2 separate regions of the Mus musculus genome follow, and region 1 is linked to region 2. Evidence: chromatin loops called from intact Hi-C (ENCODE). Cell type or tissue: heart. All regions are shown on one strand. Each heading gives the region's core, and the rest is flanking DNA. Links, peaks and the distances in the headings are about the cores only.

Region 1 (14,837 bases), core at 4,139-12,138, 83 kb after region 2:
CCAAGCCTGGCAGTGTCCAGGGTCCCTTCCCCTCCCCAGTCTCCAATCACCCTCTCCCCGGATATCCTGGAATGCCAAAGACAAGAACCGTGCCCCCCCCCCCCCCCGAAGCCCTCCAGGCTTTGCCACAGAAGGTCTGGGCTTGAAGGACTGAGTGAAGACACCGTGGAACCAGGAGCCAGACAAAAGGAGACTGTTCACAAAAGCAGCTAGTGAATTGTGCCACCCCTCCAGGGAGCTGACAGGCACCAGCATCCTGGAAGTCACTCTGGCTGCCTGCACATGTGTGAGGCAGCCACACACGCGCCCCCACCCAACTTCCCCTACAGACCCCTGGATCCTGGGCCAACTCCAAGGCACCTGTCTCCCGAAACAGCTGCAGTCCCAGGCTGGAGCTGCAGAGCTGCCCTGGCTCCTTCCTGGCTCTCCTCATACTGAGGGGAGCAGACCCTGGTACCACTTTCTTTTCTCAGAAGTGTGTCTCCCCCAAACAAAGTAAAGGTCCTGGGACACAGAAACAGGACTCTTCCTACCTGGCAGACCATCTTTTCTCTACCTGAGGGTATGGGATTGGGAGGAGGTGGCACTGCTTGGGATGCGGCTTAGGAATTCCTGATACATTTTCACCAGGACACCTATATCACCGAGGCACATTCTGCCTGCTCCTCCATGGGTAGGCTGCAGCCCCTCTGGGCTTCTGCTGGTCCAGGAAAGGTGTTGGCCCACACAGGAACTGGGACCCCCACAACACCACACTCGGGGACCGGTTAGGTCTGTGTTGCGGGTGGCCAGGTCCCAGGGTCCGGGCGCCCGAGCGGCTTCGACTCTCCGGTTACCGCCGTGGGGCTGGGTTTCAGCGGCTCCCCCGCGGCTATTTCGGGAGAGCTGGCACCTCAGCCACCGGTTGTAGGGCCGGCAGGGTCCGGATGGCTCGCTGAGACCCGCCACCCGCCGTCCCGCCCGCGGCCCCGCCGCTCACCTGCCACCGGCGATGGCTTGCGCAGCACCAGCCACCTACTCTTCCACTGCGGAGACAGGACAGCGTGAGAAGCCGCCCGCGCGCGCCCGCTCCGCGCCCCCGCCCCCACCCAAGCGCGCCCCCGCCCCGCGCCCCCGCGGCGCCCCAACCTTCTTGCCGTCCCGCAGCTTGACCTGGCCCTCCACCAGCGCTGCCTCGGTCATCTTCTGTCATGGTTCCCGCCGCCCGCTGCGCCCTCTCCACGCGTCCTGGGCGCCTGAGCCCAGGGTCACTTTCAAAATAGCTCCGGGAGGGCCTTGGGCTGCGCCAGGAGGGCGGGCCCGGCGCGGCGGGCGGGGCGCAGCGACACGGGGACCTGGATGTGGGGGAGACTGGGCGGGGCACCCCGGGCCTCAGTCTTTAAGACCCTAGTAAAGTGCAAGCCAGTAGGTGGCAGTGGCCTTGGACAGCCTCTGCACTCTGCTGGCTGCCAGCCCACGCTGCTCCTGCCAGGTCTCAGGACCACTGCTTAAGACCATCTGAAGCAGCCTCTGGAGAACGAAACTCAGCCTGGGAGGAGAAACTGGGACAGGGGCAGTTTCCCAAAGGGAAGAAAACTGTCCCAAGACAACCCCACAGAAGGCTTTGTGGCCTTGTGCCTGCCCAGTCCCAGTTTTGGTTTGGCTTCAATGGCTTCATCCTTTGCACCTGCCCTTCCTCCATCTCATGGGGCCACGAGGCACCCCTGACAACAGACCAACAGCCCAGGTCCAATACATTATCCAGTCCCTAGGCCTTCCCCATCGCCAGAGGTGGCCGCCCTCCAGGCAGATGAGAAAGTGGGCATATGTACTCTTCAGGTCACTGTCCCTCCCATTCAACTTGAGTATCTGGCAGAGCAGACCTCAGTGGCTGCCAGGACCAGAGCCCACTATGTCACCTCATTGCCCCAGGTCTCCCTGGCTGGTCTCTCCTACTTCTGAAGGCCAGCTTGCACCAGCCTTACAGCATGAAGAGCCTAGGGATCCATGCTGCCTGGGAACAGCCTCACCTAGTATCCCCCTGTCCAGCCAAATGCCCTCAGAGCCTCTGAATTTCTCTACCCCAGCCTGTTGCCCAGGTTAAGGTTGCTTAAGGCCGGTGCTAAGTTTTATACCACCACCCCAGCTTACTGTGGAACTTAAGCATTTGTTAGACCTATGTCATAGACTCCCCAGATACATGACTTAGCACCCCAGGGAACAGAGAACACCCACAATTGCCAACTAACTGCATCTAGCAAAATAAACTCAGACACACAATGAAGCTTGATGAATTTGCCCATCCTGATCCCCGACCCCAAGGAGCTCTGACCCGGGTAGAAAAGGGCTACGTGTCAAACTGTTCGCGCAGTGCGTGCGTCTTCACTATATCCTGCCCAGACTCTTTAGACTGCTTCCTGTCTACCCCTTATAGAGAAACTGAGGGTCAGAGTGGTGTCAGGACTCATGGCCAGGATGGACCCACAAGTACTGACCCCAGAGCAGTACTCAACCCGAGAGTCCTTGCCACAGCCCCTCTAGAGAATCTGGAGGGCAAACCTTCAGTGGGTCACAGGGCTGCTTTTAATGTTTTCCTGGTTATCTTGATGGGGAGAGGGCACCAGGTCTAGGAAGGCACTCTATATGTTCCTCTATCCTGTATAACCTATGTGGCACACCAGTGCCTTCCACTAAACTGTTGCTGGCCACAGAGCCCCATTCATACTACCCACACACTGAAGGCCCCTGGGGAACCGACTCAGGACAGCCGGTGTGGAGTCATTTGGGGGTTGTGGCCATGAGCATATCCTCCAGCCCAGGCGGCTGGCACTTGCTCTTCCCTTCAGGGAGGGGCCACGTCCTGCTGCATTCCAAGCGCTGGCCTTGGCCCAAACTCTAGCCACGCCTGGCAGCTGCACCTGCTCCCGCACTGGCCCCGGAAATGCGGGCGCCATGGGGATAGACAGCTTTTATTCTCCCACTCCACATGACCTAGAGGACAGCCCTGTGGTCCAAGTCTGCCAAAAATCGGCCAATGGAGGACTCGGTCTGGCCTTGTAGAAAGAATTCTTATGACCTTGGCCCTCTTTGTGCCTCAGTTTCCCCAGATGTTACAACCAGAGTTGCTGGGGCTCTACATGATGAAACTCTCTCTGACCACCAAAGCAGCTGACCAGAAGGATGTTAAGCCTCTTGAAGAATCAAGGTGACAGCTGGAAGGAGTGAGATGGCAGGAAGGCCCAGTCACATGTGAGGCAGGATGACACTTAGCCCCAACACCCCTCTGCCTGGCACCACTGGACACTGGACACCACAGGGAGCTTCCAGTTGTGGTCACAGCTGTACCACTGTCTGAGCTCACCACCACAGTACTGTTGCTACACACTGTGGCCAGTCAGACCACCGCCACCGCACCCATGATCTCAGGATGTTGTCCCATCGGTGGCTCTGCAGTCACAGACCTCTGTGAGATGCTGTACTTGCCACCTACCAGACAAGAGCATGCACACCATCACGTGGCCTCCATTTCCTGCTGTTGCCTGGCTTTGTCACCTCTGTCAGGGATGATTGTATATGCAAGAGGCTCTCAAATGATCCCTTTACATACACAGGGGAGAGTGGAACTAGGGGGCCTGTCTGCCTGCCTTGGCATCTCTAGGTAACTGGGAATGCCGGACAGACACACTCCAGCGGGCTGTGGCAGGCACCAAGACTCACAACCCCATTATCCCTTCCACTGAGGGAAACTGTACAGAGGACTCCAGGAAGTGCCGAGTGGGTAGAGCTGACTACCACTTCTGAGTCCAGCCATTACACAAACTAAACTATCATGCAAACATTTGTCACTAGTCACATGATGAGAGGAAGGGTATTATGGACTAGATACCCCCACCCCCAGCTCCCCGGGCATTCGCTGATGTTCTCACCCCCATGTGACCATGAAGACGTGGAGCCTCTAAGAGAGTATTTACGGTAAATGAGGTCATACACAAGGGCCCTAATCTGTTAGGACAGGTGTCCTTATAAAATGACAAAGAGATCCCGAAGAGTGCTCTCTCTTCTGCACACAGAAAAAGGCATAGAAGGGTCCATCAAAAAGGCAGCTGTCTTCATACGGGGAGGACCTGGGGGCTGAATTTGACGGCCCCTTGAGGATGAACCTCCAGCCTCTTAAATTGCCAAATAATAATTTTTATTTTAAGGAAATAGGTTTATTTCGTGTGCTGCAAAGAAACCAAACATGGCAGTAACAGAAGGGCTGCCTGTTTCATTGCCTAGTCTTTTCTGGGCTGTTCTGTCCAGGCAACTGCTATCTTTTAGACCTGGAGTGGCTCCCAAACCCCACATGCCAAAGCTTGGTCCCAGCTCCTATTGCTATTGGAAATAGTGGGACCTTTAAGAGGGTGGGGCCTGAGAAGGGTCTTCAGGGTGTGACAGGGAAAACCGGGTTCTTCCTCTGTCTCTTTTGTGCCTTAGCCTTCAACTGAGAGCATTGCTTTGCTGCATAGGTCTGCTGCAAAGGTCTGCTGCATAGGTCTGCTGCAGGCTTGAGGCAAATGAGGACAATCACGGTTAAAAGCCCTGAAGCCATGAACCCGAGAACCTCTCTCTATAGGCTAATTAGTTCAGATGGCTAATGACTGCCCTGGAGTGACAAAAACAGCAACCAATGCCACAGGCAACAGAGGAAGAAAGTGGCTGTGCTGGGGTTTGAATGCGCCCCCTATGATCACCCTTTGGAGACGTAACATTCAAATTCCTAAGTTAATAGTATTTGGAGGTGAGGCTTGGGTGTAGGGGTTAGTGTCATCACAGGAGTGGGACCCCTTGATGGAATTAATGGCTTTGCAAGAAGGGGAAGAGCTCTATCTCAAGCTGTAACATCCTACACCACATTATACTACAGCACAAGGCCTCAGCAGACACCCAGCAGAAGCCAGAGCCACGCTCTTGAAACTCCAATCCCCAGGGCTACGAGCCAAATGAACTTCTTCATAAATTATCCAGTCTCAGGTGTTCAGTTATAGCAACACAAAATGACCTAAGATACCTGCAAAAAATTCCTTCCCTACACCTGCCCCCCTTAAAATGTGGTCATGCATACCCTCACACCAAGAGATGAACGTCTTCACCTTCTAAACCTGGCTTACTTTGATTAAAGAAAAAGGCCAAGGAAAGCTCACCCCCACTTTTCTTTTTGTAGCATTGCCTCTGTCATGGGAACACGCCCAGGTGAGTTTGCTAGGTGATGAGATTCATATGGTCCTTCCTCCCCGAGCTCCAGTCAAGAGCCACCCATTCCTGAGGTATAAAAGCCTACAACCCACTGATAACCCCAAAGCCTACACTATGGAGAGTCCAGTTCAACACAGAAAAACCACCCTGCAGAGTCTAGCCCATCCCTAAAAAGCATGAACTAGATAAACGGCGTTGTTTCATGTCTCTGAGCTCTAAGTGCACTTGTGTTCCAGAAAAGACTTTCTGAAATAACCAGCATGGGAGTGGGTGAGCATCAAGACCTATGAATCTCTGGGATTCCTGGAGAGATGAAACCTGAATCCCTGAATCACCATGGGAACCCTAGGGGAACATGAACCTAGCACACAGAAACAGGATGGAATGACCTCACCTGCATACCATGCCTTCAGCTTCGTACCAAGATCAGGCAGCACAGAAACTATTAGGTTAGCTGATATTCTACAAAATAATAACGGTTATAGCAGATTTCTCAATGGTAGAAATGGAAAGCAGGAGCCAGTGGTATAGATTCCAAATGATGACAGAGAATAACTTCAGATTCAGTGTAACAGCTGAAATTCAGCAGTAAAAGAATCCCATTGCCATAGCCAAATGGATCCCTCAAAGCCCATGCATTAGAACCTAATCCTCAAATTCTCATGTTTCTGGTATCTAGAGGTAGAAGGTAATTGGGGCTAAATGAGGTCCCAAGAATAGGGTCCTCTAATGGTATTAGTGGCCTACAAGAAGAGGAGAAAGAGACCTGAGTCAGTGGCTTGCTCTGTCTCACCACGTGTTGTCCGGTTCCATGTTACAATTCTGCACAAGGCCTCAGCAGATGCCCACACCAGTCTCGAACTTCCAGCCTTTGTTCTTTAGAATTAATTAGCTAGTGTTAACTTGACACACACCTAGAGTCAGCTTGGGGAGAGGAAACCTCAAGGAACGGCAACTGAAGAATTTCCCAGATCCACTGGCTCGTGGCCATGTCTGTGAGGCATTTTCCTATTTCCTAATTGATATAGGAGGGCCCAGCCCACAGTGGGCGGTGTCAACCCTAGGAAGATGGGCCTGAGCTGCATGAGAAAGCTCAGCCGAGCAAGCAAGGGAGGCAAGCCAGAAAGCAGACTCCCTCCATGGTTTCCGCTACAGTCTCCTGCCCTGACATCCTACACTGGGCTATCTTAATAATGGACAGCAACTTGGAAAATGAAGTAAATTCTTTCTCTCCCAAGTTGACTTTGGCCAGTGTTTTATCACAGCAATGGAAAGCAATGAGGGAAGCTTGTCTCAATGCTCCGTTATAGTAACAGAAAATGAACTGAAACAGCCACGTACAACTCTGTGATAATACAAGCGAGATCTCCTCAGCTCTTAGTTGATGCAGGGTTCATCCTCACCGTTACCTGGATTTGGAATCACCAAGAAGCTGTACTTCTGGCCGTGTCTGTGAGTCCATTTCCAGAGAAATTTAACTTAGGAAGGAAGACCACTGTGATGACTATTCTTGGTTGTTAACTTGACCACATCTGGAATCAACAAATGGAGGGCACATCTGTGAGGGATTTCTGCTTGGATCCACTTCTAGTCTGGGTCTTGAGGTAGGGAGAAGACACACACCTTTGATCTGGACCTTGAGGCAGGAAGAGCCACCTTTAATCCGGGCCATACCTTTTGCTGGATGCCTAGGCATGGAAGATGGTAGCTTGCTCTTTGCCTGCTTGCCCTCACCTTGCTGGCATGTCCATTCCTTCACTAGCATTAGAGCCCACATCTTCCAGATTCCAGTGTCTACTGAAGACCGGCTGAGACATCCAGCCTTGTGGACTGAGCAACTACTGGATTCTTGGACTTTCCATTCACAGCTGCCCATTGTTGGATTATTTGGACCACAGCCTCTAAATCATTCTAACAAATCCCCTTCCTATAGATGAGATTCATTCTGTAAGTTCTGTTACCCTAGAGAACCCTGACCAATTCAACCACCCAGAGCATGGGCAGACCAGTCTGTGGGCTGAGGCTCTAGACTGATGAGAAAGATGGCTCGGCAGTTAAGAGTGCAGGCTGCTCTCCCAGCAGATCCAGATTAAACTCCAGCATCCACATGGTGGCCAGCAACCATCCTTAACTCAATTCCAGGGGCTCCAATGCCATCTACTGGCCTCTCTGGGCAGGCACCAGGTATGTACATGGTGCAAACACGTATATGTGAGAAAAGACGTACACATTTTTAAAAAAAAGATAACAAAATAAGTACCTAAAAGACGAAAACGGGCTGAGTACCATCATACTATCTGCTTCCTGATTGTGGACACAGGGCAACCAGCTGCCTCAGCTCCCACTACCACACCTTCCTGCCATGAAGGCCTGTGTAGGAATGAACCATCCTTCCATCTCTCCTTGGCTTGATTCTACCAGGCACATCTAAACCTTCCCCTCTTGACTTTAAGTTGACTGTCATGGCTACAAGAAAATAAGACAGTCAATCTAAAGTCTAAATTTTGGAGGACACGGGCTTCAGAAGAAATGACATCCACGACTAGAACTATTTAAAACCATGATTCAGGAGACACTGCTCTAAAGAAAAGTCCAGGCCAAGTAAGATTATCGATAGATCCTACCAGCTTCCTGAGAGCAGAGCGTCCCAATCATGTCTAGCATCTCGGAGAATTTTGAAGAAAAAAAGGAATCCTCTGGAGCTTATTATCTGAGTCTATAGAACAGTCATTTAAAGGACACAGGAAAAGTGATGGGTGGGTTACACACACATAGACACAAATAAATCCAAAGCAGTAAAGCAAGAGAAGCCATGTGTGGCTGCCACATCTCAGTGGGCTGGTACCCTGGTAGGACCAACCAACTTGTGGTCAAGTGTGAGGGGATCAGGGATGGCTCAGTAGTCCCAGGTGGTTATGGAAGGGAGTGTGTTCATATACTTGGAGCCACTCTCCTTGATTTACGGCCTCATTTTCTCCCTGAGTCCAAACAGACTCACCCATCTGTGCATACCTGTACGCTAACTTTCTTTTTCTGTGCTGACTCCAGTCACTCTGGGTTACGGCATTCTAATTGTCACCCAGAAAAACTCAAATCAGCCTACCAGTTCCACTGGCTCTTAGTTGACTTAAAGGTTCCTATTTTGGGGTTCATACAACTGGGGACTTGCTATCCCCACACTTCCATGGAACAAACTGGACCAGTAGATCAACGTCAGCAAGCAGCTGGCCACCTGATTCCTGCTGCCTGGGTAGAACACACCAGTCTTGTCTGGACTACACCACCCAGATTTCTGGCTGCAGTTGTAAACTCTCCAGGACTGAGAGTTGTGGACCTGGCAGAGCCAGGTTCCTTCTGACCAGGAAGAATGCACTGGGAGCAGACTCAGCTGGACCCTCAGTCTCACAGGATGTCATAAGAGTAGGATGAGGCGGTGAGAGTCATCCACAGAGAACCTCCTGGTACTTCAGGTGGTAGAAGCAGAGTTCATGGATGGGTAGTGGGCTGAGCACGTTATGACTTATGGGTGGGCTGGGGCAAAGGTCTCACTCAGAGATAAAGAGACTCTAGTTGGGACATGGCAAGATCCTGCTGCCGTGTGAGGAACAGAACACAGTGGATGAAGCTGCAGAGGGCAGAGCAAGGAGCACCTCAGGTCAACCGAGGAGGACAGACGTGGGGAAAAAGACACTGAACAGGGTGCCATCTGCTGGTCCCACTCAAGCCACGTGGTCAGGAACCGTGGGCTTCCCTTGGTCTCTGTCTCCCAGTCCGAGTGTGCTAGCTTTGGGTACCCACAGGGATGGCTGGCCTCTGCCCTATCCTAACCTCTCTCCCTTAGCTGCCAACTTGCTTTACAGCACCTCTATGCACTTCCTCAACTGGAGATGAATTCTCATGCCAGAGACTTTGGAGACCCTTGGGACATAGCCAGCTCCTCCTACAGCCCGAAGGCTCAATGAGTCTGTCCCTGGCTCCCCCACCACACCATTTTATCCTTTCCAGAATAAGCTAGCTTCATATCCTGTCTGGACAGAGGCAAGCCAGGCTCCTAAGTGCTTAGGATCTGCAGTACTCAAGTTACTACACCCCAGATATGGGCCCTGCTCCTCAGGTCTCCTTCAGAACTGTCATAGCTGATGGGAACTTTTGGAAGGCTGCCATCTTGAAGCTATCTTCTTTAGCTGTTTGATGCAGGTCCTTGTTCATGACCTGTGGAACTGGACTTGGCTTCAATGTCTCACCCCAGTAGCCTGGAGTGCCTGGACCCTGGACACATATCTGGGTTGAGCCTAGAGGAGTCTGATTTTGACATCCCACCTGGCCCTGTGGGGCCACTTTTGTGAACTGGGAGGCTCCTAACCACACCCAGGAGCTACATTGGCTTCAGGCACCACTCCTGAAGCCACACCATCTATCCTGAAGGCCCAGGTCATACATAGCTTGGACACAAAGAGCTGCCTGGCTCAGGGCAGTGCCTCTGTGAAGCCAGGTCCTTGGAGACAGTTTTATTGTTGGTAGTAGAAGGGGTACTATGAGCATCCCTTCCTTGGGGACCGGGGTTCAGGACGTAGCCACGGGTCGCTTGGGCGGTCGAATACGGTCGTTGATCCAGTCCACATAATTGGCCACACGGGTGTAGACTCCTGGCTTGTTGAGGCGCCCACAGCCATCACCCCAGCTGATGATGCCATACAGGTAAGCCACACCATTCTTCTCACAGACCAAGGGCCCACCTGAGTCCCCCTGGAACAGAGACTAGGCTCAGCTGTCTGTGCACCAGCAGCCAGAGTCCTGACTCAGGATCACCTAGGCTTCCAACCCTGTAAAGATCCTGAAGTAATAAGTGAGCAAGAGTCTCTGGTGCTCACAGGATTTTCAAGGCTGACTGCCTAGGGGCAGATGACAGGTTTTTCTGAGAAGTGTGGCCTCTCTTCCTGACCCCAATCAGTCAGGAATGTGTCCTATTTCCAAACGTTTGGGAAAGCTTTCTCACCTCTACCACCCACAGCTCTGGTCCTACTCTGTGAGGAATGAGTGGGCAGTCCCTGCGTGCTAGGCCACCGTATGAAATGCCTCCTCGTGCCTGGCATGCTTTTCTTACATCTCCTAGAACCAGTGCTACTGTCCTCTTTCCTGGGAAGCCCTCATTGTCCCAGCATCAAGTTCCGTCCACTTGACCCTGTATCACTTCAGAAAAGGGATCCAACCTCTCTAAGACTCGGTTTCTTTGCCTGTTTAAAGGGCATAAAACAGCCCCTCCATGGTGAAGCAGGTTGACACGTAACCATGACCATGGCCTGGCCTATGAAACCCTTGACAAACATTCACTATTGATTGATTGATTGCTGAGGATTCAAGAGAAATCTGGACAGAGCATTGTAGCTTTTGAGGTCCGATGTCATGTGGACGGCCCTAACTGTTGCCTGGACAGTGGGGCTTTAACTGGACTCACTTTCCCATCTGTTTAGACAGCTCTCTTCCTACTGTAAGGATGCCTTCCAGGAAGTGCCAAGTGCTCCACAGTGCGTGGACCCTCTGCCTTAGGTTCCCCGTTAGCCCCAGACTCCCTAGGAGTCAGAAAATTCCAGTAATACCCCATCTGTGTCATCTTGGTGGGGGCCTGGCAGCAGCCTACCTGGCAGGCATCGGACTTGCAGTCGAAGTAGCCGGCACAGAGCATGTTAGGGCTGATGTCAGCACCATATACCTCTGGGCTGCTACACTTGTGGTCAGCAACAAGAGGGACCAGTGCCTCCAGCAGGGAGTTGGAGTAGCTGCTCACATCTGTGGAGGACTGCACTTTCAGGGCAGGCAGGTTTGTTGCCTGTCTTCCTCCCGCCTCGACGCCCACTGGCAGGGACTGCCTTCCACTCACTTTCATCCATGTGGCCCCAGCCTGCAATCTGACACTTGTGTCCAGTAGGGAAGGAGCTGCCTGCCTCAGGCAGGCAGATGGGTTGAACAAACTGGGAGCGGACAGCACAGCGCTCTCCCTTCTTCTTTAGCCGGATCAAGACTGGGAGGGAGAGAGAACAGGGGTCAGCCTGTGCAGTGAAGCCCACCCCAGACAGAAATCCATAGCAGGCAGTCCCATGAAATGGGTAGAGGGGAGGTAGGTGGCTGGTGGTCTGAGAGACCAGAGGAAGGGCAACAAGATTTCTCTAACTCCTCTTACTTCTTCCCCTTGTGTCTGCCCAGCTCCTACCCTTGACTGGGCTCTAGCTTGGGGCACACAACCTCACCCCCCACCTTGCAGAGGCCCTGAGCTCACCAAGGTCATGGTTGTTGGGGTTGAACACCGAGTACAGGGTGTAGGGCACATACTTCTCAATGCCAAATGTCTGTGTCACATCCGTGGTGCGGTTGAAGAAGTGCTGACCCAGTACCACTGTGATGCTGTCCCTGGGGGGGCTGCACAGGAAGCTGGCAGGAGTGAAACCCAGCCCTCTCCACGGCACTATCAGGTCTCCCCAACCTTGGCCCCTGTACTTTGTTGGTCATGGCCAAGCAAGAGGGTCCCAGCCCTGGGAAAGGTCTGTAGACATTTTCAACCCATGTGACAGTAGAATCAGGACTGACAAGGGAGGCAGAGCCACAGCGACCCTGGCCCAGGAGCCCGAGCTTCATGGGTTTCATTGATAAACCAGTAGAGCCTTCAGACAAGGTCTGCTCTGAGAATAAGTCCCATGGATGGAGATTTGATCTGCCTATATGCTGTGCCTCGGCCTGGCTTGGTCTGGCCTAGAGGATCCTCAGGTGCAAATGCTTTACCCCCAGGGCATGAAGCTAGGAGGAATTGCTGGGCTTTTCTATTCAGTCCAGGTAGTCTCGGTGTCTCAGGCTACAGCCGTGTTAGGTGGAGACAGAGTGGACCTCAGGTCCTCACTCCTAGGAGCCCATCCAGTGAGCTGGGCCTCAGTTTCCCTGGCTGTGCAGTGACTCTAGAGGGTCTACTACATGTTGTAACTGAGCCTCCTGACTCCTTGCCCAGGTAAGTGCCCCTTAAACACCTAGGCACTGACACAGGGTGGTACATGGGGCATGTCTTCAACTCGGGCACCTTAACTCCATCCCACTGCTCAGCTCTGGGAGAGGCAGGGTCTCTGCAGGTGACAGGAGAGTGTTCCCCCACATCCCCGCACAGGGATATAAGGCTAGCTGCAGAAAATGCCCTGCTCCGATGCTCCATGCCTACCTCAGTGCCCAGCACACACGTTAGGCCACAGTGGGACCAAAAGGTGTGTTAGGGGAACAGAAAAAATGGTCAACATACTTCCGTCTGGATGGAAGTATGCTGATGCCGGAGAGGAGTGTGAGTCGCAGGTAGGGGCCCATGGGATAGAATGAGGGTAGGGATATGACATGTGGGTGGCCCCTGAGGAGGTGTGTTCACCTGTTGGCGAAGCAGTGGGCTGCAGACACTACCCAGCAGGTATGGACAAGGCTCCCGGCACAGAAGCTATTCCCAATGTAGATGGCAGCCAGCCAGGGGTGTGAGCCAGGCAAAGATGATGAGCCCCCGATGATGCGTGGTCTCAAGAACGTCCTCTTCTTGTGCCTCTTGCCACAGGTAGGACGCACAGCCGGGGCTGACTCGGGCAGGGCTGCTAGGATCTCCGGGGTTTGGGAGTGGACTCTGGCCAGGGATTCTGGGAGTGGAGGTCATCGGTTCATACCCCTGGATTCCCCTGGAGACAGGGAAGAGCCAGAGGGGTCCTACCTGGACCCATAGCCTACTTCCTCAGGCCTGAGGCTCTGAGCAGCCTGAGGACCTGGGAGCCTTTGTTCCCTACTCTACAGATGAGGACAGGTATAATGCAGACTGCAGGCCTTGGCAAGGCCAGATCACCTGCTACAGAGTAAGCCCTGTCTCTCAATGAGACCCACTTCACATCCCAAATGGCTGGATATTCCCAGCATGAGAGCCTTGGGGTCCAGCCCTCAGAGCTGACCACCCTAGCAGGGCACCACTGAGTCCCCTCCACTGACCTGTCTGAGAGTCCTCAGGGAGCACCACCCCTCTGCCCCCAACCTATCAGGGTGCCCGCACCACAGGCTGTCAGGCGGCAATACTCCCACGACAGTGCGTTGTCCTTCACCACATAGCACCAAGGCCTCTCATCCTTGTCTGGGTTCCTGGAAGCAGACAAGGGAGTCACACCATCACTCTCCCTAGAGGACCATCCTAACACCCAGAGCTATGTGCTCTCTCTGCAGACCACGGTGGGCACACATGAACCCACCATCCCAAGAGGCAGAGGCTAACAGCCATCTAGGCACTGTTGTCCCCTGCAGAGTCTGGGAAGACCCTCTGTCCAATCCTTTGCTTATGCAGAAAGAGTATGTATAGCAGCCATTAGGTGCTGACCGGCAGTAAGCGTGAGGGCCCAGGCCAAGCAGGACAGCAGCAGCCACTGAGTCCACGTGCAGCTCCTGGTAGAGCAGGTCAGAATTCCAGGCCAGGCAGCTCAGGCCCGAGGCAGCGGTGCTGGCCACGCCTCGGTACTCTGTACCATTTCCCAGGAAGCAGTGCTCTGTGGGAACTGCAGGCACAGTGGTTGCCATGAGGCCAGGCCACAGCAAGGACCCCTGAGACCATTTCCCAGGGCTGTCCCATAAAACTGGAAAGAAAGTGACTCACCAATGTTACAGAACCGCCCAGCATAGCCCAACGGGCAGGTGCAGACGCTGGTCCCTGTGCCCACAATCAGGTGGCAGGTGCCTCCGTTCAGACATGGGCTGCTCAGACAAGCTAGGGGAGAGTCCGGAAGCCAAACCTGGTCTCCAGGAACTCACGGAGGGGACAGAGCTGAGATCTTTTCCCGTGCCACTGTTGTTGGGTAACCTTATCTTTACGTGAGGATGGAGCATCTGCCTAAAGGACTTGGCTCACTACCCCCATGCACCATGGAACCTGACCTCCCTGAAGTTGGCCATGACATACCTGTGTGGTGGGTGTCTTCACACCGGGCCTGGCCCTCCATACAGCCACATTGCTCCACATGTCCCTCGCTCACACGGGCCCAGTGGTCGCCCACCTCAAAATACTCATAGCGTGTTTCATCAAAGCATTTCTCTGTGAGTCACACAGTGTTCCCACAGTGCCCGTGCAGGTCCCCTCCCCCAGGTAGGCACTACCCACCCCAGGCTGGACTCAGCAGCTGCTCTCCCAGCCTCCTAGAATGGCCCCACTCCTGGGTCCCCGAGGTCCTCTCACCTGTGCCACAGTCCTTGCCTGTGAAGGCCAGCGGGCAAGAGCAGTGGTAGGACCCATGGTCATGTGTACTGGAACATGTGCCCCCATTGAGGCAGGGCCCAGAGGCACAAGGGTCAAGGATAGCTGGGTACACACAGGAGGGGATATGATGGCTATGACAAGAGTCTTTGGAGCCCCTCCATACCCTCTTGCCTGCCAAGGCTCTCTGTGAACGCTATCTATCTTCTCTGGGTTGTTGAGTGAGCAAGTTCCCACCTCCCAGTGACCCCCCCTCACCAGGACTGGAGAAGGTATCCCATGGTTCTGCACTCTGCTCTACACATCTCTCTATACATGCTCTGCCAGGCAACGGGGATCCCTCTCATGGCACACCCACAGGTTTCATGGCTTGCTCTTTTGGACT
Region 2 (14,837 bases), core at 3,549-11,548:
GGCCAGGGTGCAAGTGTCTCTCAGCACTGGGCAGCCTCCAGACTGTCCCCTGCTCCCACAACACGTGGAGAGACCTCCTCCCTCCTTTGGGGGTCTCTGTGCACATATCAGAATCCCCAGCCCATTCACCTCTCCTTTCAGGGCTTCTGCACATGGATTCCAGCTGTGTCTCTATTTACTAGTGCCACCATGCCTCTGTGGTGTCCCAGAAGGAGAAGAAATAGAGAAGGGAGCTGAAGAACTATCCTAAAGAGTCATGACTAACGTTTGCCAAGCTGGTGACAGACACCAGATCACAGAGCCAAGAAACCAGAGAGCCCCAACAAGGATAAAATACCAAGAAAATGGTGGCTTGCCTGCACGTGTTTTCAAACCACTGAAAACCACAAGCAGAAAATCCTTGAGGCAGACGGTGGGAAAGACCAGGCTATCGACAGAGAAGCCAATACAAGACTTTACAGATCTCTTGTCACCAACTATGCAAGCAAACACAAAAGATAAACCAACAAAAGCTGGGGGTGGTCATCATCTGAAGACCCACTCCATGGGAAACGCTTCTGTCCTCCAGACAGAGGAGATGCTGAGTGGAAACACTAGGAACTGAAAGTACTGGAGAAGACAGAATCATGCCGTAAAACCAATCCATGGTTTGTTTCAATTTCAGGCTCTATGTTTACAGCAGAGGTCACACTGTATGCATGGGGACAAGGACAGCAGCAAGGAGGCCCCATTGCTACCCAAGGAGAGACATGATACCCTTTTGATTGTCTGCATGAAACCTGTGCAAGATGGGCCCTGTTGATCCCAGGATTCTCCATGAGGGTCTGTTGGCCAATATTGGTTGCTGGGAGAAAGAGAGACATTTTATATAGAAGAGTAGCTACTGGCAAAGTGCCATGTTCCTGAAAAGTAACTGATTAAACTCACTGGGGTGGGGGTGGGAACTGACATGAAAGTAGAAGGCAGTCTACTTGGGAAAAGGGATAAGAGGGGCGGGCATCAAAATGTATCCATAGATGCGTGATAATATCATAATGAAGGCCATTGTTGTGAATAATCAATATATACTAATAAAGACATTGTAAGTAAGCATCACAGAGGAAAAGGGACAGATTTTAATCTGGAGCTTTCAGTCTGGAAGAAATGGGGCTATTCTTAGCTAAAAGACACTAAAAAGGTACACCAGTGGCTAGTGTGTAACTCTTGACCACATGGGGGCATGAATTTCAGGCACTCGTAATCTGGAAGGCTATCATATGAGCTCAAAGAATTCCCTGTTAGCCTGCTTGGGTATGGAAATGGGTCTGGGTTCTGTGGGGCACGATCTTGCTTTTAACAGAGGAGAACTGAAGGCTTATGTTACCAAGTGCTACGGTGCCTGAAATGTACGGTGGCGTGCTCTGCAAGACTCCAGGGAGGGCAAGGCTGCTTCCTATCACTAGCGGAACCTGGGGCGAGGAGAAGATTGGTGCTGCTATGTTTCTCCACCGTGTTCCACCAGCATGACAATTTTCATAATTAAGAAAAATCCCGATTTTCCATAGAACAAATTTCCAGGAGGCTCAGCCATCTGGCACATAGGCATACGCCCAAAAGCAAGCAAGAGGACTGCTGAGCAGCCAGTCATGCCGCCACAGCGCCTGCCCGGCAGGCTGCGAGCCCGTGATGGGTACTTATTGATGGAACCTAGCATCCGCTCCTCTTCCATCTGCTCTGACTTCCATGAAGAGATCTGTGTGGCTTAGGAGAGGCTGACTCCACCCCACCTGGAACATTCCGTGCCTCTGACCAGAGACTCAAGGACACTGTGTATTCTGAGCCAGCCCAGTCACTTCAGTCTGAGCATGAATGAAGTCCCAGTCACCCCGGCAGGTCCTGGCAAACAGCCAGGGAACACAAGGGCCTGATAAAGCTGAACCCCACACAAAAAAGTGGAGCCCAAGGGCACCTTGGGAGCTCTGAGCATGTGTCACCTAAAACCAGCATCAAGTCGCTTATTAATCTGTGGCAGAAGTTGACAGAGTCACAAAATGATGACATGAGGCCCTCTGAGTCTGTAGGATGTGCCTGCCAACCCTCACTGGCAGGCACAGAGCAGGAGACTGTGTTACATGTGACACACACACACACACACACACACACACACACACACACACACAGCTACTCTAAAATAACTTGCTACTCTGAAATCACTTCCTAAGATTCAGGAGCATGGACCCTGCAAATGAAGAGTTGAAAGGGCAGCTGCAGGCAGGCACACCACCGCCACCACCACTGCCACCGCCAGCATCCACCAGCAAGCACTGACGGCACGCGAGCAGATGGACTCCTGGCGAGGGAGGAAGCCCAGATGCCTGGCCACATGCAGAACTGGGGAAATGCAAATTAAAGCCACAACAAGACGCCTCTTTACGCCCACTGGCTGGCAGAACCCCCAAACTAGGATAATATCAAGTGCTGGCAAAGACATCCAACCCCAAGAATGCTTCCACGTTGCTGCGGTGGGGAGGGGTGTATGGAATACTCTACGACAACAACAATGCACGTGTAAGGGCATGTGCATCCATGTGCACATGGGTATGGATCTGTACATGTGTTTATACACACTATGTGTTGCATGTATGTGTACATCTGTAAACATGCTGATTAAGTGTGATTATGCTGTGTATATGGATGTGTCTGCACTTGTGTGTATTAACACATAGGTAGGTAAGTATCAGGAGTATGTGTATACAAGGAGACATAGGCACGTGTATGTGCATTTTTGTTAGTGTCATGAGCATGTGTAAAGAAATAGATAGAGGCATGTGTATGTGCAAGTGTAGTCATAAGTATGCATATATGTGTATATATGCACATGTCTCTGTACAGATGTGGCAAAGCTCCAGCAATGTACACACACAGAGAGATGCGAGCATAGACATACACACACACACACACACACACACACACACACACACACATTCGAGTGCACTAATAGATAATTTTTAAAGTTATCGTAAGGTGGCTTCAATGGGTAAAGGTGCTTGCAGGGCTAGCCTATCTGAATTCCACCCCCAGAACCCGTGCAAAAGTGGAAGGCAAGCCAGGTAGGATGGCACAGGCCTTTAATCCCAGCGCTCAGAAGGCAGAGGTGGGATGACCACTGTACTGTGCGTTCCCAGGCCAGTCTGGTATACACAGTGAGAGACCCTGTCTCAAAACAAACAAACAACTAAACAAACAAAGCAGATGGTAAGGCAACCCAACTCCACAAATTTGTCCTTTAACCTCCACACATGTGTCATGCCATGCCCCCACCACACACATCACACACAGGTGCTCCCAAACATATATACACATGCATGTGCACACATACACAGTACACACACTAATAAAAATAAGTAAAATAGAGCTGTTTGTTTTTAAGAAGAGTGGGTGTGGTCCCCTGCAGCTGTCAGGGACATGCACACTGGTAGGTAGACTCCTCCCAGGTGGTATGTTTGAGACAGTTTTCTTAGCTGTGACTAAAGCTTCAAAGCAAGTGAATTTGGAAACCATGACACCTGCATTAAATCACTCGTTACTGACCCTAGACAAGCCTAACTCCTAAAACAACAGTCACCAAAGTCAAAGGTAAGAAAAGGGGTCACACATTCACGATTCAAATTCCTGATTCAAGTGCACCAGGAATAACACCTGAGAGGTCAGATGTTCCAGGGAGTGGCAGTTGGTAATATGACCACACCTGGAGCGTGTGTACACCAGGGACTCTCACCTGCACTGGGAAGACAATATACTTCACTCGAGTCATTTCTGGGCCCTTTTGACATGGTTCAGCCTGCCAGCATTCATGCACCACAAAGGTTCTCAGCTCAGAGCCCACGGTCCCCTCATGTCACCCCTAGTCTGGTCAGGAAGTGCTAAGGCACAAGCACTACTCCTTGCCACTCCCTGGAAAGGAACGCAAAGGGTTTAATGGGCACAATACAGGGACACGAGAGTCATAGCAAAAAAAAATTCAAGTGGAAAGTAAGCAGAAGCAGGCACTGAAGCTCAGTAGTCCTTGAGAATGTGCAAGTCAGCCACAGACGGTCCAAACTGTTAAAGCCTGGGGCACTGCTTTAACAGCTCTGTCTCTGTGCTCAGAGGCAGAGCACAGGCTGAGCATGTGTGACAATGTGCACTTGACCCCGGCAAAGGAAAGAACTTTATAAAGGAGTTGTAAGCATCGTAGTAGTTTACGATAACCACAACGCCCAGGTTCACGCTAAGCAATCAACGCCATGGAAGTGAAACCTTTTCATTTTTCAAGATTAATTTTAGTGTTCTTTTGGTTATGTATGTGTGTGCGTGTGTGTTTGCACACATAAGTGCGGGTGCCTACAGAGGCTGGAGGCAACAGATCCCCCTGAAGCTAGAGGTACAGAGTGACATCTAACATGAGTGTTGGAAACTAAACTCCAGTCCTCTTTACCAACTGAGCGACCTCTCAAGCCTGAGAAGTGCAACCTTTCAGATTTTGTTCCAAATGTAGGTGGAGTCACACCTATTCACCGAAAACAACTAAGAGTGGAAGAAGCATCTTGCAGGTTCTCTACAGTTGCAAAATTCTGGTGTCACCAGCTGGGGGCTGGTAGCATTCCTACCCGCCACACATATGTTGGCATGGCCCATCTTAGGTTGCATTACAGGGGCTTCAGACCATAGAACTGGGTCTGGTGCCTTCCGCCCACCCCATGTGGAACACGGTCCTGCTCCTTTCACACCCACTGCAAGCTTTTCCCAGATGTCCAACTGGCCTTCATAATTAAGCAAAGTTCTCCACAACTGTAATGATCTTCTTGGCAAGCCCAGACACTGCACATCTCCAGCTGAGTTGGAATCTGTGGATAAAATCATCTAAGGCTATACTGCTGATGTGTGGTGCTCAGGTGAATGAGGGGAGGGGTAGGTGGAAAGTAGAGAGGCAAATGGTATACAGAGAGGTAGATGGATGGATGGATGGATGGATGGATGGATGGATGGATGGATAGACAGGTGTATTGGTTTTGCAGGAGGGGGATGGATTGATTGATCAATTGATTGTTCAAAAAATGGCTGGATAACGAGGTTGATGAGTGGGAGGAGAAATGAATGGATAGGTAGATGGGTGGGAGGTGCACTGGTAGGAAGGTAGTTTGGTAGATTGGTGGATAGATGAGTGATGAATGAGTGGGTGGCAGGTGATTGGGTAGAGAAGTAGATAGATGGATGGACAGCTTGGTGGCTGGGTGATGGGCAAAAATAATAATAAAAGTTTATAGTTTAGGAAACTAGCCTCCTCAAAGGACTCTCTCAGGAGCCCTGGGTACCACAAAGTTTGCTTTCTGACTTTTCTCCCTCTAGACTCAGTTTCTCCATTTGCTGCCCCAGGGCGCCTGCTCATTCAGTCCAGTGAACTGGGCCAGTTTCCGTTCTCCAGCCTGAGCTTAGGTGTCTGGAGTCACACTCTGAGACACTTGGCTCCTACCACTTGATGCCAAGGTCACCAGCCTCTGGCCAGCACTGTCCTCTTGGGACAGGCTCAGACTGAGAAAGCCTGGGTCCTACTGCTGGTTGCCATGGGAACCCTTCATCTCCTGTTTTTGTCCCTGACTGATTAAGGAAGGAGACTTGTAAAATGCCAGCACGTCACTGGGCCTTGTCTCAAGCCAGCTCTGATTTCTCCCTAACATTTCCCAAGAGCCAGCTAACCTTTTGCCACAAATAGACTGATGTAGGTTCCTGAAGTCAGCCTAGCAGGGACTGGGTCCTGCCTCAGGGGACTTGTGGACCCAGGGGACAGAGAAAAAGGGAGCTACATAAGAATAATAGCCAGGCCAGAGAACAGGCTGTCCTGTGGGGCCAGGCCACTGCTCTGCTAGACTATTGATGGCCATTCCATCCTGGACATATAAAAGGCCACGTGACCACCAATCAAGGGCCAGAACACAGCTCTGCAATACGTCTGTGTCTGTGAACCTAACTTTCTCACAGTTCTCTAGAAAGCTTTGATTTTCTAATTGGAAGTAGAGAATTGGCCATCCACCATCTTGTCAAGGGAGGAGATGGCATTAGCTGGGGTATTTGGGGAGGTCATACAGCAGGAGATGGCATGTTAGGTAATTCTTGAGAACGTGGGGAGCCACTCAAGAGATGAGCCAGCAGGATGGGCATCGTAGGAAGAGGGAGCAGTGTTTGCAAAGTCAAGGATGGCATGAGAGGTGCCTGCCTAGGGTCTAATGGTCGGGCTCACATGGCAGCCCAGGGTGTGCTAACAGTAGCTGCCTAGCAGTGAGCGAGAGACAGCCTGAGGCTCCTTGCCAGCTTCTTCATCTGCCCTAAGGGTCCTCATAGGCCACAGGTGTCCGCACTCATCTGTTTTTCCTGACGGAAGGTTTGGAGTCAGGAAGCTGGAGCCTATCCAGCCCCATGTTGAGATCTGATGCCTGTTCCATCCCAACACACAGCAAATAAGGTCTCCTCCACAAGGGCTCACATCTACCACTCCCAGGCCAGTGAGGGAAGGGCTGGTGTGGGGAGGGGCCTCCCCTCAGAACCATGTCCTCTAACCCAGCTTCTCTCACCATCTATTCTCATGAGCACACCTTAGTAAGGGGACAGAAGGATGTCCCTCTCGGATGTGAGGCAAGTTGAATGTGAATTGTCCTGTGCGCTAGAGTCACTTGGGAAGAGGGAGCCTCAACTGAGAAGATGCCCGGATCAGATTGCCCTGTGGTCAGGACTTTGGTACATTTTCTATTTTTCCTGAACTCATTCACCTTTCTCAGGAGTTACAATGAATGTTGTCTGTCCTCGATTTTAGGTTATTGCTAATGACATTTCTTTTTTTTTTCCAATTTTTTTTAGGTATGTTCTTCATTTACATTTCAAATGCTATCCCGAAAGTCCTCCATACCCTCCCCTCCCACCCCCCTACCCACTCACTCCCATTTCTTGGCCCTGGCGTTCCCCTGTACTGAGGCATATAAAGTTTGCACGACCAATGGGCTTCTCTTTCCACTGATGGTCGACTAGGCCATCTTCTGATACATATGCAGCTAGAGACACGAGCTCCAGGGTACTGGTTAGTTCATATTGTTGTTCCACCTATAGGGTTGCAGATCCCTTTAGCTCCTTGGGTACTTTTTCTAGCTTCTCCATTGGGGGCCCTGTGTTCCATCCAATAGCTGACTGTAAGCCTCCACTCTGTGTTTGCTAGGCCCCGGCATAGCCTCACAAGAGACAGCTATATCAGGGTCCTTTCAGCAAAATCTTGCTGGCGTATGCGATAGTGTCTGCGTTTGGAGGCTGCTTATGGGATGGATCCCCGGGTGCGGCAGTCTCTAGATGGTTGGTACATTTTCTTGATTGGTGATTGATGTGAGGGCCCAGATCATAACGAGTGGTACTACCCTGGGACAGTGGTCCTTGGTGCTATAAAGAAGCAGGCTGGGCAAGCTACAAGTATCCAGTCAGTAAGCCACACCTCTCCATGGCTCCTGCTTCTGTTCCTGCCTCCAGGACCCTGCGATGACTTTGCTCAGTGATATATTGTGACCAGGCCAAACAGTGGCACCTGGTGCAGGCTCACTGCAGTGGGGACAACATGGAAGGCAACAGTGCCATCTGCATGGCCAGAATGAAGCCACCAGAAGGAAGTGCAGTCACAGCTGTCTCCCGGACTGAGGTCAAACAGAAATCTGAAGGTGTCCAAAGGTGACAGGGGCACAGGAGAATCTATGGTGACACTAGGGAGGCTGCCCAATGGGACATATGCTCCCAACCCCCTCAGTCTCACCCAGAGATTTCTCCAGAAAATGACCATGCTGTGGTTTTGTTTAAAGGATCAGAAAGCAGGGACATGATCCCAGCTAGCCCAATTGCTCACTTTGACACCTTCTCAGCTATCCCGGTCTAAATCAGGCATCTGTCATGGAAATGAGAGTGAGTCAGATCTGAGCCTCCCTCCTGGACCCTGCTTTCAGCATCCAGATAAGAGACTGTAACCCTGAAAGGCCTACCTCACTGTCTGCCAAGCAGATAGCCTTCAGATGGGCCTGCTGAGGAAAAAGAGAGCCGGTCTCAAACGGGACACCACAGGCCTCTGCCAGAAGAGGGCAGCACTGAGACAGAAGTCGGAACCCACCCGCCGCTGCCAGGATTGTGTCTAGCCAAGCTTGCCTAGGCCAGCAGAGGCTGAAGCCAGGCAGGGAAAAGAGGGAGGAAGTGATGGGGCTGAGGGAGGGCTCTAAGTAGTGAGTGAATGAACAAGGAAAAAAGAAGGAAGGGGTCGTTGCCCAGACCAGCCCTGCAACTCTCATGGCTGAATCCAACCACATTTCCTCTCACCAGGGGCAGGCTTCAGTCCTGGAGGGGGTCTCGGACCACCTTGTCAGGCCTTTGGTTTGTCCTGTAAGAAAGCAAGGCTTATTGTCCCCACAGAAACAGTGGTGCCAGCTCCTCTTGATATCCTTAGCCAGAGCCATCTCTATGCCTGCTCAGCATCCCCTACCACTGCTCTCTAAGAGGCCTTCCTCCCAGCATCTGGGGTCCTCAGCTCTCAGGTGCAGGCAGCCTATCCAGCAAGCTCTGACAGTGCCTGTCACCTCTGCCTTCTAGGGTGGGGAACGTCTTAGGTCCAAGGAAGGCTCAGCAAGGCTGCTGGGTATCTGGAGTCAAGTCACCAGCAGATGGAGCCTGAGCACCCCAGGGAAAGGCCACTTTGATGGCCCTGCCATGATTAGCTTTTGTGGCCCTTAGCCACATATGCTTTCTGCAGGTGGAGGTCCACAAGGTGAGTCCCTAGGGATAGACTATCTTCCCTCCAAAATGGGCCCTGTGTTGGTCAGCTTCCTATCTTTATAAAGAAGGTGGTACAGTGAGTAACACACTTGCCACACAACCATGAGGCCCTGAGTTTGAATACCCAGAATCTACATAAAACTGGGCCCAGTAGCACAAGTGTGTATACAAGGAATCCCAGAATTCCTGCAAGGAGTTGAGAGGCAAACAGGAGAGGTCCTGAGCTCAGAGACCCCGTCTCAAACAAGGTGGAAAGCATAGGCTGTCCTCTGACCTCCACATGCACTGACAGGAACAGCTTAAGGAAGGGACATTTGCTCTGCTCACGGTTTCAGAGGGTTCAACCCACAGTCACAGTTACGCGGCTCCGTGTTTCTGAGTCTGTGGCGTGGCAGTGTCATGGCCACAGGAGTGTGCAAAGGCTGGAGAAATTATATCCACCACAGTCTTCTGTCCTCCAGGCAAGTCCCACCTCCTCCCTCCCACCACCTCCCAATAACACATAGCATAAACCCATAAAGGAATTATTTCACTGATTAGATCAGATCCCTCACAGTCTAGTAGACCCTGGGGACAGAATGACTCAGAGGCTGCTCCAAGATAACCCGTCAAAACCAGGAAAGGGGTCTGGGTCCCAGTACCCTCTCCATGGGACACCCAGTGAACTAACTTCCTGCAGATCCCCCTCACAGCACTACTCTGGGGGCTACGACTTTGACACACGGCCTCTGGGAGAGAGTTAGAATCCAATTAGAGCACTGCTCAGCCTGGAGCCTGGGACCAACCTGGCGTGCAGATAGAGTAGCAAAGAGGCCAGAAAGCCCCCTCACTCAGTGACAGCTGCACCTTGGCTGAGTGTGATGCACACTGGTCATGCCGGGAGTGTGAGGCAGGAGGATCACGTGCTCCAGGCCTGAGGTCCTTGTTGAGGGCTTGTTTCAGAAAAGCCTGGGTGTAGCATGTGTGAAGTCTGGGTCCCAACCCCACCACCAAGGAGAGTGAAGAAGCCGAGTCTTCTCTTCCACCCTGGATGGAGGCTCGGCTTGTGATCGCTTCAGCTAAGGATAATGGCAGCTGCAGTACCAGAAGGCGTGGGAAGCACCAATGCCCAGGGCTGGCTCTCCTTTGCTCCTGCCAAGCCTGGGATGGCTCCCTCTGTGTGGAGGTACTAAGGCTGGTCCCTGTAGCCCTCCAGCCTAGTGGCCCTCTTCTTGCCAGCTGACGCAGGGCCCAGAGACAAGGAGTTATGGAGAGCAACTACCTCTAGCTGAGCCACCAGCTGACTATGACAATCAGTGAGTCAGACAAGCTGCCCCACTTGATCTACACCATCAAGAGCAGCCAACGTTCTAGGCTACGAAGCCTCTGGAGCATCTGACCAAGTTAAAGCCAACTAGCACAGACTCTGCTTCTCCCTCCCGAGCTGCCCACAGCGGGCTGGGCTGAGTGACAACGTGAACCACTAGGAGGGACAGACATGGCACCTCTGAGCCCCAGTTCTCCTCTTTGTCTCCCTCCCAAACGTTTCCCTCCACAGCTCCCTCCCATGACTGTAGGACAGAGAAGCCACTCTATGCCTTGCCTCGATCCTTCCCTTCTTTGTCTTGCCTCCACACCTCCCCTTCTTTCTCCCCTCCATACCTTCTCTCCTCATCTTCTATTTTTACCTCTCTTCCTCATCTTTCCTCTTTCTGGCTTCCCCTCCAGGACAAAATGGCCACCCCACCCTCTGCTGCCACACACATCCCCTCGCTGAGCGCTGAGAGAGCGCAGTTGCCAGGTTACTCGGCAGTAGAGTCCCACGCTATGACATAAACATGCTGCCACTTGACGTTCGCCATGTCTTCCCAACTGAGGACAGATGGTATAGTGATTTTTCATTTCCCCAGCTCTTTCGGTGGAAGCACTGAAGAGGAAGGCAGCGGGAACAGCAGGTGGGGAGGGAAGGGCGCCCCACTCAGCCATGTTGGCACGCTGCACATTCAGAAGAGGCGGGATGCAACCGCAGCCAAGAGAAACGCACGTGGGCTCGGGGTCTTTCCACAGGCAAAGCTGGGCTGCTGCCTGTCTTACTAGGGTAAGGATCACACACACACCATCACTCAGTTACCAACCCAGACTGCTTCGTCCTAGACCTTTATCGGGTGGAGTGAGAGGATTAGGGACACTTGACATGAGGGAGCTTCCCCACTACAGCACTACCACCCCATAGAAAACATGTCGTGCTTCTCTGCATGCCCCAAGCCTCCCTGAGTCCTCATGGCAGGGATTCTGTCCCTAGGCCTCCCAGGCTTAGGGTGTCAGCTATTCCCTCAGGTCCCGGTCAGGACAGAGAGGGCAAATCCCAGAAAGCAGGGAGAGGCTCCAGAGTACAGCACAAATCCACAGCAGGTTCAAGCTGGAGGAATAGCCCCCAGGGTCAGCACCAGAGCTGAAGGCCTCTAGAGCTTCAAAAGTCTAAGTATTGACCCATATGTAGCAGAGAGAGAATGGCGCTGTGAGCATCTTTCCACCCGCTTTAGTATACACCTAATACAAGTGGCTCTCCATGTCTTAGTTGGCTTTCCATTATCATGACTGGAAGCATGGCAGTGTGCAGGCTGACACAGTGCTGATGGAGCTAAGAGTGTATCTTGATCTACAGGCAGCAGAAGCCGACTGTGTGCCACACTGGGCAGAGCTTAAGCATAGGAGACCTCAAAGCAAGCCCCTACAGTGACATACTTTCTCCAACAAGGCCACAGCTCCTAATAATGCCACTCCCTATGGGCCAAGCATTAAAACACAAGTCCTTGGGGGCCATATCTATTCAAACCACCATATTCCCCGACACAGGTTCTGGATCTGTGGATTCAGTCAGCTAAGATTAAAATGTAAATTAAACATTAGTAATATTCTGCATATATTAATTAATGCTTGATATTAATACAGTGGCAATATTCCTTAACCAGCTTTTTCCCATATAACCACGCACAGACCTTTTAATATTTCAAATTTAATATTATATCAAATATTAATATATTTCAAAGCTGGACAGATTCTTAACTAGCTCATCTAAATTTACCTGACCACCTATCCCTTCCAGCTAATGGCTAGCTGTGATCACATGTCTCCTCCCATGTCTCCTGACAAAAAGACGTGCCTTCCTTTTTCTTTTCTTCTTTCTTCTTCTTTCTTCTTCTTCTTCTTCTTCTTCTTCTTCTTCTTCTTCTTCTTCTTCTTCTTCTTCTTCTCCTTCTCCTTCTTCCTTCTCCTTCTTCCTTCTTCCTTCTTCCTTCTTCCTTCTTCCTTCTTCTTTCTTCCTTCCTCCCTCTCCCTCTCCCTCTCCCTCTCCCTCTCCCTCTCCCTCTCCCTCTCCCTCTCCCTCTCCCTCTCCCTCTCCCTCTCCCTCTCCCTCTCCCTCTCCCTCTCCCTCTCCCTCTCCCTCTCCCTCTCCCTCTCCCTCTCCCTCTCCCTCTCCCTCTCCTCCTCCTCCTCCTCCTTCTTCTTCTTCCTCTTCCTCCTCCCAGAGTTCCTTTCTCCCTCCCAGGAAGTTCCACCTTCAACTTCCTGCCTAGCTAATTAGCCATTAGATTTTTATTAAAGCCATCAGAGAATGCCTCAGGTAGGTAAGGAAGGACAAAGACACAATTCCACGCAGTGTACCCCAACATAAAAACTTTATAGAAATAAGATGTACTCTCATGTCAAACATGATGTCCCCACTTGTCACTAAATAGTAGCATCACTGTTTACTCAGTGCCAGTGTCACATCAGGTCCCCCGTTGAGATGGCTTAGAGTCTATGGGAGCTGGATGCAAGTTTATGCAAACATGACGCTGTATTAGTCAGAGTTCTCTAGAGTCACAAAACTTTGGGAATGTCTCTATATATTAAGGGAAATTATTGGAGTGACTTACAGTCTGCAGGCCAACTAACACAACAATGGGCAGCTATGAATGGAAGTCCAAGAATCTAGTAGTTGCTTAGTCCCATGAGGTTGGGTGCTTCAATTAGCCTTCTGTATAAGCTGGAATTCTGAAGAAGTAGGTTCCAACAGATGTGTTGGTAAGTGCAAGCAGGCAAAGAAGACTTCTTCTTTCAATATCCCTGTGTAGGCCTCTAGCAGAAGGTGTAGCCCAGATTAAAGGTGTGTACCACCATGCCTGGACCTAAACTGTTCTTTACTTGAAGCTTGCTCTGTCTTAGGCTGGCCTTCAACTCAGAGATCTGCTTGCCTTTGTCTCCTGGTACTCAAGGAACATACCACCTTGCCTGGGTGTAAGTTTTTCATGGCCACTCTGCCTCAAGATCTGGATCAAAAGCTTGTATCATCCCACCTCAAGATCTGGACCAAATGCCTGTGTCTTCCAGCCTCATGATCTTGATCCATTTCTGGATTGTACTTCATTCCAGATATGGTCAAGTTGACAACTAGAAATAGGCATCACAGACACCATCTTTAGAGAGGGCTTAGGTCTATGGACTTTGGTCTCTGTGGAGGATCCTGGACTTGTGGATCGCAAGGTGGCTATTCAGATTTGCAGCCACACACGAAGCTGTTAAGTCAGTGCAACACAGGAGCAAGAACATCATATAAGAGAGGCATTCAAATGTTTCAAATGTCCCTTCCAGCTACAAGTGTGTACACACAATGTGTGTCTGCGTGTGTGTGTGTGTGTGTGTATGTGTGTGTATTTTATACAAGAGTAAGTGCCTGTGTGTGCTCATTTATGAGTGTGTGCTAGAGTACATGGCATGTGCATATATGTAGAATGCACTAGTATGTGTGTGGATATTTTGATCCAGATACATCAAAGAACACATGTTTGTTAGGTTCACAGTCAACACCTCTTTTCCTCCATTGATAGCTTCTATGGGGCCAGTTCTAGAGGGCTCTGGTCCACAAGGGATTAAAGTTAGACATTTGGGAGCTAGCACTTGTAAGAGCCATTATGTCTATGTTAGCTCATCACACAGGAGCACTTGACACCTGTCTGGCCTCTGCGGAGGACACTAAATGGACTCCTCTGGGCCCTCACTGGAGGGTTCCTGTGCTCTTCAAGATTCTGTCATGATTTCCTAATCTGATGGCCGTCATTGCTCAACTTCCCCCTGTCCTTTAGCTCTCCCTGCAGTTTCTAGGTTTTTTAGAGGTCATTCTTGATTTCTATGGTCCCCAGATGGAACCAAATGGGAGGCAAAGAGATCCCAGAAGAGCCCACAGAAGACCAATAACTCCCTCACAGAAAGGCACAAGAGTGGGGTGTGTCTCTTTGGCTCTGAAAGCACTAGAAGAAAAAGAAAAAAGACATTCTAGAGAGTTCCAGCCACAAGCTTGGGTCAGCAGAGTTGGGCACAACTCATCCTTGCTGAGTGACCCCAAACACCGGGACACAAAGTTCAGCCTAAAGAAGTCTTTACCACACAGGTTTCTGGCAGAAGTGAAAGCAGTTTCCAGAGAAAAATATTTGAGACTCTGATCTTAAAAATTCCCACAGACTTAATTAAGTCCAGGAATGAGCTTTCTATGAGAAGCCAGAGCAGAAATCTAAGCACAAGACTATAGAACCAGACCCACAGATGGGAGATGCACAGAATAAGAAAATTAGTCTGTTTGATGTGTTTAAAGAACTAGACAAGAATATTGAGTATACAGACTGTTCAAAACTCCTGAGCAGATTTAACGGGAGACCAGAAGCTGAAATTAGAAACTCAAATGGGCGAAGAAGGAGGTAAAAGCTAGCTGTAGAGAGAACTCAACAACTGGAGGGTAGAGCTGAGGAAATCACTCAGAAGGCAGAGGAGAAAGGCCTTAAGGGTGGAAAACTGAGACCTGCCAAGGACTGACCTGAGGAGACTCTCCCTCAGGAGTTCTGACTGGGGTGATCCTCCATGGGTAGGCCTCTGTAAGGAGACTCTCTGAGTAGTTTAAATGTGAAAGGTCTCCCATAGGCTCAGGTGTTTGAGAAAACTTCCCAGTGAGTGAAAAGATAAGCAGTAGAAAAACTTCCTTCAGAACCTTCCTGAAAACAACTGTGTGGAGTTTCTCT

Evidence for each region. Peaks named below come from ENCODE experiments on the same cell type or tissue, not always from the same donor. Only the 100,000 strongest peaks of a DNase experiment are listed, where the experiment ranks them.
Region 1: a loop joins it to region 2, with 9 times the contacts of the local background. A loop is called at or near these places in 8 of 42 quality-filtered maps.

Annotation. Positions count from the first base shown.
Region 1 is chr5:35,043,280-35,058,116 of GRCm38, reverse strand. It overlaps Hgfac (hepatocyte growth factor activator), which reads right to left. Exons shown (of 14, transcript NM_019447.3): 5 at 14,435-14,557; 6 at 14,162-14,293; 7 at 13,859-13,969; 8 at 13,586-13,760; 9 at 13,268-13,353; 10 at 12,611-12,866; 11 at 11,489-11,628; 12 at 11,093-11,233; 13 at 10,853-11,001; 14 at 9,656-9,960. The coding sequence ends at 9,778. Dok7 (docking protein 7) reads right to left here and starts at 1,351. Exons shown (of 10, transcript NM_001348478.1): 1 at 1,129-1,351; 2 at 980-1,025. The coding sequence starts at 1,182. In heart, for the core only: CTCF peaks have their summits at 7,386 (motif pointing left) and 8,932 (motif pointing left); no DNase peak of the experiment used is centred there; H3K27me3 peaks cover 263 bases.
Region 2 is chr5:35,125,236-35,140,072 of GRCm38, reverse strand. No RefSeq gene overlaps it. Among named protein-coding and RNA genes, the nearest start is that of Lrpap1, 27 kb to the right of the region's middle. In heart, for the core only: a CTCF peak has its summit at 8,118 (motif pointing right); a DNase peak (open chromatin) is centred at 8,112; H3K27ac peaks cover 622 bases.